Linked DNA regions of Homo sapiens: regions 2 and 3 are each linked to region 1. A link is a contact called in ENCODE Hi-C or POLR2A ChIA-PET data. All regions are on one chromosome and are shown on one strand. The core of a region is the stretch at or near the end of the contact, and the rest is flanking DNA. Distances in the headings are between cores, read along the strand shown.

Evidence for each region. A loop is a pair of places that touch in the nucleus more often than their neighbours do. ChIA-PET counts read pairs that join two places held with the same protein, here RNA polymerase II (POLR2A). Pooled maps may share reads with other maps.
Region 2: a map of body of pancreas shows a loop between it and region 1 (3-fold over the local background). The contact joins two enhancer-like sites. A Hi-C loop is called at or near these places in 1 of 168 maps with a recorded cell type or tissue (body of pancreas) and 4 of 50 pooled maps. POLR2A ChIA-PET finds 5 or more read pairs at or near these places in 1 of 52 experiments (CD4-positive, alpha-beta T cell).
Region 3: a loop to region 1 is called in a map with no recorded cell type, with 2.3 times the contacts of the local background. The contact joins the promoter of PCED1B-AS1 here to the enhancer-like site in region 1. A Hi-C loop is called at or near these places in 2 of 37 single-sample maps with no recorded cell type and 2 of 50 pooled maps. POLR2A ChIA-PET finds 5 or more read pairs at or near these places in 1 of 52 experiments (activated B cell).

What each region holds. Positions count from the first base shown.
Region 1 is chr12:47,650,729-47,655,289 of GRCh38, reverse strand. No RefSeq gene overlaps it. Among named protein-coding and RNA genes, the nearest start is that of RPAP3, 53 kb to the left of the region's middle. Within about 2 kb of position 2,625, at least 4 of the 41 ENCODE cell types and tissues checked have a DNase peak (open chromatin) inside an H3K27ac peak, as active enhancers do.
Region 2 is chr12:47,311,590-47,316,015 of GRCh38, reverse strand. No RefSeq gene overlaps it. Among named protein-coding and RNA genes, the nearest start is that of LINC02416, 40 kb to the left of the region's middle. RefSeq lists an enhancer at 3,148-3,197. Within about 2 kb of position 3,080, at least 3 of the 41 ENCODE cell types and tissues checked have a DNase peak (open chromatin) inside an H3K27ac peak, as active enhancers do.
Region 3 is chr12:47,213,373-47,217,743 of GRCh38, reverse strand. It overlaps PCED1B-AS1 (PCED1B antisense RNA 1), which reads left to right and starts at 1,301. Exons shown (of 3, transcript NR_026544.1): 1 at 1,301-1,360; 2 at 1,480-1,579. It overlaps PCED1B (PC-esterase domain containing 1B), which reads right to left. Exons shown (of 4, transcript NM_138371.3): 3 at 1,055-1,522.

The sequences.
Region 1 (4,561 bases), core at 1,376-3,875:
TGACCTTATTTAAAAAAAAAAGAAGCCCCAGAGAGCTACCTTGTCCCTTCTCCCATGGGAGGTTATAGCAAGAAGATTATTAACCCTCACTAGACATCAAATCTGCCATGATGTTTGACTTCCCATTCTCTAGAATGGTGAGAAATAAATTTTTGTTATTTATAAGCTACCCAGTTTATGGTAATTTGTTACTGTAGCCCAAATAGACTAAAACAAATTTAGAATATCCATTTATATTTTATAATAGACAAAACACCAAACAACAATAACAGACCCAAGGTTTATGTGTGTATGAAGCCCTGCTCTGGTGTCCTGCTGAATGCAGCTCTGGAGGAGGCTGTGGTTAACACTGCAGGGGCTTCCAGAGGGCTTGGCCTTGGGTTCACCTGGAATCTGCAATCCTGGATGCCTATCCCAGGATCCAGGTATGTGGGTAGTGTACCTAAGTAGAAGACCCTCCTTCAGTGTGTTTGACTTCTGTGATCACAAGCAGCCAGTCAAATGGGAGGTAGGAGACATTTCCCTTGTGGCTTATGGAATCAGTACTGTGCTTTTGCAGTACTGGTGCTGGGCTGATAACTGCAAAGAAGTAAGACTGTGAGTGATGAAAGGCTCAATCAGGGGTTTGATGATTCTGGAGGTGGTGGTCTGGGGAACAGACAGGGAAGGTGGCATGGAAGAGGTGGGGTCTGAGGAGGCCTAGAAGGATGGGTCAGATCTGGTTTAGGTGGAGGAGGGTTGATGGCTTCTCTTAACAGGATCCATCTTAACTTCTGAGAGATACAGATGGATAGCAGAATAGTAGGATGGGAATTGCTGTGGCACCTTTCTTGAATGGCACATCAAAGCCCAGACCTGTTCACTCAGGAGAGATCTTGGGATGGAGAACAGTGGTAGAATTGTTATTTGGTTTGTCTCTTAAAGATTCTTAAATTTTATGTGACACTTCAGCATTTAAACTTCATGCTGTCGAAATACCAACGTGAGAGGTCAGAGGAAAAGAAGATAAAGAGTGCAGGCACTCAGGCAGTTGACATGGGTAAAACTAAATATTTGGGCCTCACTAGAATCTTTCTATTGGTTTACTATCTCTTCAGAGAATAGTGTAAATGAGGAAGATATGCCTGAGTCCTGGGGTCTATTTTAACCTACCACTTATAGCTTGCTTTATTGACATTTCAGATCACCCAAGCCAGTGAACACATTCATGATGATCCTGAAGCTGATCGTGGGGGAAAATGTTTTATAAAACTAGGGGCATCCTTTGGGTGGATGAAACCGATGAAATCAGGATGAAACAAGCAGATTAATAAGGGTTGAGCATAGGCCATAAGAAATATTAAAAAACATATAAAACTGTCATCAATGATAAAATATTCTCCGCTACTAACAAGTTACTGAAATATATCAAACGTTCTTCTGATCCTTGGCTGGTTCTCTTTGAGGAATGAGTCGCTGCAGTTAGTTTCTGCCACCTCGGGATGGAGACCAGTGGGCTCCGGGCAGAGCACTGAGGAGGCACTTGCTAAATGTTCACTGAATGAAAAGCGAGTAAAGCTGGAGACTGTTGTGGCCATGCATTGTCCATGAACACCAGGCAAAAGTTATAAATTAATTTGATTGTAAATTAATTTGATATTATAAAAGGAAAACTAAAACCATTCTGTAACCAGAGTAGTGGAAATACACGAAAATAGATGACTCCGTCATACCATCGATCCTGTACTAGAACAGAATTTGCAATACCATTTAGAATACTTCTGGAACTCTGTCCCAGTAAGAGCAATAGAAGATGAGCTTTTATCACAACAAAGTGCTCTGAGCTGTATAGTTTTCTTGACTTGTTTTTTTTTTTTTTTTTTTTTTTTTTGAGACAGAGTCTTGCTCTATTGCCAGGCCTGGAGTGCAGTGGCACAATCTCAGCTCACTGCAACCTCTGCCTCCTGGGTTCAAGCAATTTTCCTGTCTCAGCCTCCTGAGTAGCTGGGATTACAGGTGTGCACCACCACGCCCAACTATTTTTTGTATTTTTAGTAGAGACGGGGTTTTACCATGTTGGCCAGGCTGGTCTCGAACTTCTGACCTCAGGTGATCTGCCTGCCTCAGCCTCCCAAAGTGCTGGGATTTCAGGGGTGAGCCACCATGCCTGACCCTTCTTGACATTTTCAGTTTATCTTATTTGACCCTTGCAACTGTGTTCAGTGAGATATTTAGAGCAGCTGTTACTTGGATAGGAAAACAAAGAGCTGAAAAGGTTAAATTACATGCCCAAAGTTATGTCAATAATGACATAACTCAGACTCTGTGCTGTTTCCAGTAACCTCTATCAGGTCCCCTCTTATGGAATCCAGTAATGATGTGGACTTTACTGAGTAAACCCCTAGCACTGCAAACCATTGAGTGTGGATTCAGTGGTGCTACAGACTGAATGTTGTGTCCTACCCAAAATCCATATGTTGAAATCCTAATCCCCACTGTGATGGTATGTGGAGACGGGGCCTTTGGGAGGTAACTGGGCCATGAGGGTGGAGCCCTCATGCTGGGATTACTACCCTTATTAAAAAGGAACAGGAAAGAGCTGCTTCTTCCCCCACCCCACCCCCGTTCTCTCTGGCTCTTTTTCTGTCTGTCTCTGTCCTCTGCCACGTGAGGATACAGTGAGACAACAGCCATCTGCAAACCAGGAAGAGGGCCCTCACCAAACACCAGGTCTGCTGGCTTCTTGATCATGGACTTATCAGTGTCCAGAACTGTGAGAAATAAATGTTTCTTGTTTAAGCCACCCAGTGTATGGTATTCTTAAAATAGCCTCCTGAACTAAGAGACATGAAAACTAGAATTGGTCTGCCTATCAGTGGGATTATAAATGTGCAGTGTATTTTAAAGAGTTGATCTCCAAAGTACAGTACTTAGCACGTAATATGAAGTTAATAAATGTTTGCTAGATAAAGGAACGAATGCAGGCAGTATAGAATGAGAATGAAGTATCCAGATGAAGCCTTAAGTTTGGCTGAAAGCACTTGTCTGAACATTTAAAGACCTTTTCATCATCAATGAGGATTATTTTAATTCCCTTTTATAGGATTGTGTTCAGAGTGTTCCTCCCCAAAATGTTTTTTGAATACCAAATGAATGTAAAAAGGAATAGGGTTATAATGTTCTGTTTCTCATGTGGAACTCCCTTGTTCATGGCAGTTCAAATAGACTAATATTAGCTAATATTTATATACATCCTACTGTGTGGCAGGCACTTTACCAAGGGTTTTGCATATATTATCTCAATCCTAGAAACATGCAGAATAGGTTTTCCTGTGAAGCTGGGGGTCAAGCAGAAGCTAGTCTGACTTAGACGCTCATATTCTTCCTCGTACACTGCAGTGGTTGCTGAGCCACTGTCAGGATAACACAAGAGCACAGCGGCTGGAGAAGGCAGGCTGGCAGCTGGCATTTCTTCGGTATTACTACCACCTACTGGATGTTCAGAAAATAACAGTATGCATGTGGCAGAAAGCATTCTGATAGGAATAAAAATGAAAGTGAATTTTAATTTCTTAAGATTTTCGGCCAGGCGCGGTGGCTCACGCCTGTAATCCTAGCAGTTTGGGAGGCCAAGGCGGGCAGATTGCCTGAGCTCAGGAGTTCGAGACCAATCTGGGCAACATGGCAAAACCCCATCACTACTAAAATACAGAAAATTAGCTGGGCATGGTGGTGCATGCCTGTATTCCCAGCAACTCCGAAGGCTGAGGCACGAAAATCACTTGAGCCTGGGAGGCAGAGGTTGCAGTGAGCTGAGATTGCACCACTGCACTCCAGCCTGAGCAATAGAGTGAGACCCTGTCTCAAACAAAAAAAGATTTTGACTGCTTAGTATCTGTAAAAGTCTCCTTCTAGTGCATATAGCAAAAATGAAGATGTAATCTTTGATCATGTTGTTCAGTATTGAAACCTGGGAGGAGGATATAGTGAAAGGAGGGAGTACGGCAGACAGTTTGTTACGGCAAGTTCATTCAGCCAGCATACAGGTCCTGGTGGCCTTCTCTGTGCCAGTCACTGTGGTGGTTGGCTTGAGTAGTTGGCAGACAGGAAGGGATGTCAGTGCTTATTTGGGCCCTGTTATGAGACATTGGATTTACTCTGTCCTGTAGCCTGACAGTCCTGGGCCACGGTCACGTAGGGAAGCTGTGGAATCATGGTGGAGTGTCCAGACAGGGAGCATACCTCAAAGTCAGTGCCTAACTATGGCTAGGTCAGAACTCCCATCTTCCTACATCAAGGACAGCCCCCTTCCTAATGTGTCACAAGGTCTTTCTAGGGACTTGTGGGGGAGTGTGTGGGCAGCATTTTTCCTCCCCTCAGTACTTCAGTGCATGAGACCTAGATTTAAGCTAAATATTGACTAAATTTTGAAGAGGAGGTGTCACAAAAATGCATTTAGAAAGGAATGTGCAGAAAGGGCTGTTCTTCCTTGAGAGAGGGGGGTGTGTGTGTGCATGGACATGGTGGGCAATGCTGTTTGTGTGTAATATTCAGGTCGGCTTTACTGGCCTACAGAGATACC
Region 2 (4,426 bases), core at 1,831-4,330, 340 kb after region 1:
TTTTTCACCAGCCATCCGTCTAATCTAACTAAGGAGTTATTAGATGATAAAATAAAGCAGATTATTCAATCCAACATCAAACATGTTCTGAAGATTTACTATGTGCTCCACACTTTCTCCTCTCTGGGATGGGTGAGAAGAGCACAAAAATAAATAAGACACATCCTTGCTTTGTCAACATGATTAGCAACCAAGATAGAGTTGCTTTAGCCTCCACAGGTATATTGCCATTCCAAACACAGTCAGGCTTAATAAATAAAAATAGAATACATATTAGGTAGACAACTCAGTCTCTACCATGTCACCTGAGTTTAGCCATGCATGTCTCTTTAGGGCAACCATTTTATATATAAGAGATGTCTCAGCTTCCCTCCCTGGAAACTCTTCTCTTCCCTCTCTAGGATCAGACACATGCTCTCATCAGTACAGTTAAGGATCAGATGAGAGATGAATTGGGCTTTGTCAATTCCCATTCCCATTGTTGCTTACTATCTTATCAACAAAACTAAAACAAGCTTAAGGAAAAATGTTTCATCTATGTTAATTTTCTCTACTCCTTTTTGTCATAAAAATAAAATAAATTATTTTTCATATTGTCCCTTTCCTGTGTCCTCTTAATCTTTGTTTTTTGCACAAAATTGCAGTATGGTTTACTTTACTTTTGGGGTCCAATCCCAGGCTGAGGTCCTGACCCTTGAAATTCTTGAAAGCAGAGACACTCAACTACTGGCTGTTGTCAGATGCTGTGAGGACCTGAGCAGTTCTGGGTGAAAACCCAGATAGGGAAGTTGTTTCTCCAGTTGATGAACACACTGTAATTCTTATTTGGGACAGAAAAAAAGGTGTAGGAAGATGTTATGACTATGTAACAAATAGAAGCCTGGGCAACACAGGGAGACCACTTCTCTACAAAAATTTTTTAAAAACTCAACTGGGCACGGTGGCTCATGCCTGTAGTCCCAGCTACTCAGGAGGTTGAGTTGGGAGGATTACTTGAGCCTGGGAGGTTGAGGCTGCAGTGATCATGTCACTGTGTCACTGCACTCCAGTCTGGGTGACACAGCAAGAAGACCCTGTCCCCCAAAACAAAACAAAACAAAAACAAACAAACAAACAAAAAACTCAAATAGACCTAGAATGTATTTAAAAGGAAAAGTAGCACCAGTTGGAACTCTGATGGTCAAAAACAAAAACAAAACCCTCATCTGCCTAGGTATACACCCAAAAGAATGAAAACAGAGATTTTAATAGATACTTGAACATCAGTGTTGATAGCAGCATTACTCACCGTAGGCAAAAGATGGGAAACAACCTCACTGCTCTTTGACAGATGAATGGATAAACAAAATGTCATGTAAATATTCATCCTTAAAAATGATGAATTTTTAAAATGATGAATAGTCAGACATGTGCTATAACATGGATGAACCTTGAAAACATCATGCTAAGTGAAATAAGCCAGGCAAGAAGGGACAAATATATGGTTCCACTTATATGGGGTACCTAGAATAGACAAGTTCATAGAGATAGAAAGTTTGATAGAGGTTACCGGGGACTGAGGGACAGGGTGAATGGAAAGTTACTGTATAATGAGCACGGAGTTTGGAATGATGGAAGAGTCCCGGAAATGGATAGTGGTAATGGTTGCATACATTTTGAATGTACTTAATGTCACTGAATTGTGCACTTAAAAGTGGTTACAATGGTTTTATATTATGAATGTTCTCCATCTTAGTACCTATCAACTCTTCCTGCTTGCTACAGGCTTTCCCTTTCTACCCTTAGGCAGGCATGGCTCTCCCTGAGTCAACAATATGCAGCCCCTAGGGTGGCCACAAGCCCAGGATCCCTCCCAGCCTGAAGGAACTGTACTCATATTGCCCTGGGTTGGCAGCCTGGGTTCTCTGCTGAGTTACCCCAAAGTGGTTTCAGGACAGCACAATTATTTATTAAGTAGCTCTGGTGCTGACCTTAAGAAAAAACAGAACAACGAAAGTATTAAGCGTAAAACCTTTCTCTTTTAATGAATGAGTAAATATTCATGTTATTATTCCTAGAAATAAGAACTCTGTCCGCCTGGGTAACATAGTGAGACACCATCTCTACAAAAAAATTAAAAAGCTAGCCAGGCGTGGTGGCATGCGCCTGTAGTCCCAGCTACTTGGGAGGCCTAAGGCAGGAGGATTGCTTGAGCCTGGGAGGTTGAGGCTGCAGTGAGTCATGGTCATGCCACTGCCCTCCAGCCTGGGTGATGCAGCAAGACCTTGTCTCAAAAAAGAAAAAAAAAAAGGAAGAAAGAAAAGAAAAGAAAAAAGAACTCTGAAGACCTTGGGAAAGAATGGTACTTAGTAGTTAGAGTTCTGTATATAAGGAAAATATTTCCAAATGCTCTATGAGGTCTGGAAAGTTATTTCACTAAGTACATTCAAAGTTGCAACAGGAGATCATTTTTTGCTGGATGGTTTTAATAATAATATACAGTGCCCCATGTATAAAGAGCTGTAGCTAATGGCAGCCATAAGGTATGTAAGCACAAAAGGGACATGTGTTTATGCTGAAGGTTTTGATTTCAAAAATAAGGCCATGTTTTAAGTTATTAGAGAGCACGATTCTTATACTATCAAGGTATTACAATGCTTTGGAGATGTCCATTAATTTATGGGCTTTTGGATTCCTGTAAGTGCTTACTTCATAATTCCTGGGTCTATATTTGCCTTGAATATCCATCAATATTCCACAAGTACTTGCTGCAACCCTATCCTCCCTACAAGCTCCCCCAGTACAAACATACAAAATTGATAAGACTCAAGGTCCTCTCTTGCCACAATCAGATCATTAACCTGCGCTGCCAACCAGAGTTTCATGGTTCTTTATTTATTTATTCATTTATAATATCTAGGATTATAGTCTAAGAAGCAGGATTCTCCAAGGAAAATGGTCACACACACACACACACACACACTCTTACATTATCACTGGCTCAGCCGGCTGGGATTAGACTTTAACTCAGGCCCTTTATTAAAATGAAGTTGCAAAAGGCCAATTTCACTTCCTCTTTCCAAGAGGTGTGAGATTCTTGCCACATCCCCAGGCCCCTACATGTTCTGTAGGTAGAAAGAAGCAAAATAATCTCCAATATGTGCAAAGTTCAGAAATCAGGGCTGCCAGAAGACAGACTGGCTATGATGGACTGTCATTTGGTATTACTAAAAAAAAAATCATGGGTCATTTACCAAAATCTCACTTTATATTCAGCTATTTTAGTATCACATTGACAAAGTACAGGGTTAGAAATACAAACAAATTTAGAAATGAGGAGGTAAAGCTAGGGGAAAACTAAAAGGCTAGAGGGTGGTTCATATAAAACCTAATTTAAAAATCTATGAGATTTTAAAATACGTGGGGAGTTTACAATCTAGTCTCCTATATTAACACTTCTGAACATTACACATAGTTAGCCATCAAATATTTATTGAGTTCTTCTAATGTGCCAGCCAATGCTCTAGGTGCTGAATATAGTGAACACACCAGAAAAAGTCCTGCCCTTAAGGAGGTTATAAGGCGGAGATGACAATGAACAAATAAACATACAAGGTGAATAACACATAAAATATATAATAAATGTTAAATAATATAGACTATGAAATATGAACATATATTAATAAACTTTTATTGTTCATTATATATTAATAAAATATATAAATATATTAAATGTTATATAAAATAATGAAAATATACAATAAATCAGGCAAGTATTATGACAAAAATTAAGTAGGATAAAGGGCAGTGGTGTACCTAGTGCATCTGACACCCTGAGCAGATCAATTTTTAAATATCTGCCTCCTTTATATGACAAATTATTATATGAAAAATTATATTAAATAATCGTGAAATGAAACATGCAGCAGAGTCTAAGAGGGCCCCCATGATGCCCACTGGTATGATTTGGGTCTGTGGCCTGCCCAAATCTCATCTTGAATTGTAATCCTCAGTGTTGGAGAAGGGGCCAGGTGGGAGGTGATTGGATCGTGGGGGTGGATTACCCCCTTGCTGTTCTCATGATAGTGAGTGATTTCTTGCAAGATTTGGTTGTTTAAAACTGTGTGGCACCTCCCCGCTCTCTCTTTGTCCTGCTCCTGTCATGTAAGACTTGCCAGTTTCCCCTTCACCTTCTGCCATGATTGAAAGTTTCCTGAAGCTTCTTCAGCCTTGCTTCTTGTACAGCCCGTGGCACTGTGAGCCAATTAAACATCTTTTCTTTACAAATTTCCCAGTCTTAGGCAATCCTTTACAGCCGTGTAAGAACAGACTAATACACCCACCTTATGCTATTCATGTCTTGTGTAAATCCCCTCCCCTTGAGTGTGGGTGAGACTTGTTAATTGCTTCTAACCAGTAGAATATGGCAAAGCTGATGGGATACGAT
Region 3 (4,371 bases), core at 52-2,551, 440 kb after region 1:
TTAGCTGGGAGTGGTGTCGCGTGCCTGTAATCCCAGCTACTTGGGAGGCTGAGGCACAAGAATTGCTTGAACTTGGGAGGCGGAGGTTGCGGTGAGCAGAGATAGCACCACTGCACTCCAGCCTGAGCAGCAGAGTGAGACTCCATCACAAAAAAACAAAAACAAAAACAACCTAAGAAATTATTTTCTTTCTTTCTTTCCTTTTCTTTTCTCTCTTTCTCTTTCTTCTTTCTTTCTTTCTTTCTTTCTTTCTTTCTTTCTTTCTTTCTTTCTCTTTCTTTCTTTTTCTTTCTTTCTTTCTTTCTTTTTTTTTCTTCTTTCTCTGTCTCTCTCTCTCTCTCTGTTTCTTTCTTGTCTCACTCTGTTGCCCAAGTTGGAATTCAGTGGCGAAATCATGGCTCACTGCAGCAACTCTGCAGGCTCAATCAATCCTCCCACTTCAGCCTCCCTAGTAGCTGGGACTACAGGCCTGTGCCACCATGCCTGGCTAATTTTTATAGTTTTTTTTAGAGACAGGGTTTCATCATGTTGTCCAGGCTGGTCTTGAACTTAGACTCAAATAATCCACCTGCCTCAGCCTTCCAAAGTGCTTGGATTACGGGTGTGGGCCACCGCACCTGGACTACATATTCTAATTTTCTCCATTTTATACTTTTAAAAATTAAGGCTAAAAGATTGAGTAATCTGCCCAAGGTCATCCATTTTATAAGAAGTAGTGCTGGAAGTAAAACCTGATGCCAAGCCTTTGTGGTCAACCACAACATACAAGATTGCAGACAACAGATGCCTCACGTCCCTTCTCCAGTTCACAACTAAATTGGCTGTTTTCTTTCACTGTCCATTTTAATAAATTTACAAGTTTATCAATCACTAATATTTTTGTTATTGCCAAGCACCAGTTGTCTCTTTAGTGTTACATGGGGTGGGCTGAAGGAGGCTAGGGTGCTGATTCCTGTCTACAGTAAGTGCCCAAAAAATGATGGTCTCAAGAAAGGCTGGTCAGAAATGCCAACTTAAAGTTTCAGATAAAATGGAAAAACTGAAAAGTACTTACTCATTAAAGTAACTGGTGATTTTTAAGCATCTCTCTCAGTTGATTCTAGATCTCGTCCCTAGATAGCTTTCTTCCTCTCCTGTAGATCATTGTGACCAGACGGGAGATCTCAGAGCTTGGGCTATAGGGGAAATAGGTTAGCCTCTGGGTGCTGCTGTGCTTGCAAGCCAGCGTCTGGGGAGAAGATGACATTTCCGGTGGCATCTGGGGCAAACGACACAAGTCAGCATTTAGTTTCTTGCTTTAGGAAGCGGAAGACTAATGACCGAAGCTTCAAGACTTTGACATGTGTGAAAACATGAAATGGTAAGTCAATACAAAGACAGCATCTTCCTGGAATTTGGTTTTGAGCTTGTTTTCATTTCACCTTTCTCAGTAATCTGGGTGTAGCTTATTTTGACTCTTCCTTTGATTAAACAATTCAGACCCTTGGCTCTTATTGTTCTTGCTGGTGTGGTATGTTCACGGCTGAAAAGATGGTCAGAAGGGGAAAGGAGGAAGTGAGAAGAAAGAAACAGGGAAATGGTAAGAAGAACTCTACTTTTCTAAATAATATTTAATAGTAGTAATCTTGTGTTTCTGTGCAAGGTGTTACAGTTTACAAACCGCTTTTATTTTTATTTATTTATTTTTTTTGAGACGGAGTTTTGGTCTTGTTGCCCAGGCTGGAGTGCAGTGGCATGGTCTCGGCTCATTGCAACCTCTGCCTCCCAGGTTCAAGCGATTCTCCTGCTTCAGGCTCCGAGTAGCTGTGACTACATGCACCCACCACCACACCCGGCTGATTTTGTATTTTTAGTAGAGATGGTGTTTCACCATGTTGGCCAGTCTGGTCTCGAACTCCTTACCTCAGGTGATCCACCCGCCTTGGCCTCCCAAAGTGCTGGGATTATAGGGGTGAGCCACCATGGCAGGCCACAAACCGCTTTTAAATCCTTTCACTTCATCTCTCCACTGACGTCTTGATGGAAAAATGGCTCAGTCCACACTACAGGAAACCACAGGCCTGAGCCCCAGCCTCAGCTAGATCCAGTATGTGGCAGAGCAAGATAAGAACTTTCTGCTTCCTCCCTTAGTGTTCCACTTGAAACCAGCAGGTAACTCAAGGGGACAGCGTGCTTAAAAGGGAGATGGTTCGTCTGGCGCTGTGGCTCATGCCTGTAATCCCAGCACTTTGGGAGGCCGAGGCGGGTGGATCACCTGAGGTCAGGAGTTCGAGACCAGCCTGGCCAACATGGTGCAACTCCGTCTCTACTGAAAATACAAAAATTAGCTGGGCGTGGTGGTGGGCCCCTGTAATCCCAGCTACTCGGGGGGCTGAGGCAGGAGAATCGCTTGAACCCAGGAGGCGGAGGTTGCAGTGAGCCAAAATCGTCCCATTGCACTCCAGTCAGGGTGACAAGAGCAAGACTCCATCTTTAAAAAAAAAAAAAGGGTGGGGGAGATGGTCTTCTGATTGATTAGATAAGTGTAGGCATTTGTTTTCTTTTGTCTGGAATAATATGATTTCGGGGAGAGGAATATCACTTTCCCTACAAATACCAAGATGAAAAAGAAAAGGAAATAATGAATCAGAAAAAAAAGAGAGAGAGAAAATGCATGACTACAGAAGGTCCCAGTGCATGACTACAGAAGATCAGAATATACCACCCCCAGGTTCCCGTAATCCCAGGTCCTTGGGAGGCTGAGGCAGGAGAATCGCTTCAACCCAGGAGGCGTAGGTTGCAGCAAGCCGAGATTGCGCCACTGCACCTCAGCCTGGGCAACAGCGAGACTCCATCTCAAAAATAAAAAATATGCCACCCCAAAATATAGTTATTTGGCATATTTCGAGCTGATTATTCTGAGCAACTGCAGACACAAGAGTATCTCTGAAAAGCTGTCCTTTTGTAAAATAAATTTATATTTATAAAAGAAATCTACATTAGTCAAAGTATCTGTATCAGGAAGAGTCCTGCTCTCAGACAACTTTTATTACCTGGGGGATTCCAGTGTGTGTGCATATAATTAAAAATGTTTTTTCCTTTTCTTTTCTTTTTTTTTGAATTGAGATTTGGTCTCAATATGTTGCCCAGGCTGGTCTTGAACTCGTGGGCTCAAGTGATCCTCCCACCTCAGCTTCCCAAAGTGCTGGGATCACAGGCATGAGCCACCGAGCCTGGCCAAAAATGTTTTTTTCTCCTGTTAATCTGTTTTATGTCAATTTAATTTGTATCCCAGCCAAAGAACCTAGAAGTAGGGAGGAAGCCATTTTCCCTCCCTTACAGCACAAAATAACTAACCAACAAGAGTAAGAGGTTTCACAACAGTCCTGAATTACATGCTCTGAAGACTTAGCTTTTTTTAATAGTATGCTATTTATGTAAACTGGATTATAATGTGACATAATTGTCTTTCCTTGAAAAATATCATTTTACTTTACATCACTGTCTATTCAGTGTGTGGCTTAAAATTAATTCCATACCTTATGCATTGTTTTCATCCTCTATGGCCATCAATAAAGTTATCTTGCAGTTCCCCATGAGTTTTAGTACAGTCATTACCGGGAAATTTAATAGAATCAAGGCAGAACCCAACTGATAGCTTTAGTATTTTATAATCCAGAGTAGTCTATTACATAACTTTGAAAAATCTGCCATTATTTAGTTCTAGCAATTCTATAAATGAATTGCAAATCTTTCTAGTTCTGTAGATTTCAGCTAGTCTGTGCACTGTGAGAATAAAAGGACAATCTCTGTAATCATCCCAAGACCAGAGAACAGAAGAGCTGTAATAATGCAAATGATAATCACACTTATACTCTTTAAACTTAAAATAAAGTTGAGATCAACAGATTTTCAACTGATTTTCTTGCTTTCAAGAACTTATTATGCTCTATGTAGACAGCTACTATTGCTATTCTGGCCCTATCTCATGTTTCAAAGCTCAGTGAGCCATCTTTTATTTTTTACCCACCAAACTTGGCTTTTTCTTAAACAGTAATGACAACTTATGCACATATAATGTTTTACCCTGTGAATGTGCTTTCACACACAGATATCCTTTACTATTAGCAGCTCATTAGTAGTTATAGCCACAGAGAAATTTAAACTTTGCTTTATGCAAGCCATTACCATTTTATCCACATTTTCTATCTTAAGGAACGCAATTATTTTTCTTATCTTCTTGGGAATCCTATAAGAGGGCCAGAAATCAGCCCATTAAATATATACATATATATACATTAATTTCAGCTGGCTCGTGTGTGTATGTGTTTAAATCTATTCCTGGGCTGCCTTAAACGAATGGGCCAAATTTGGCAAATCACAAAACTATGT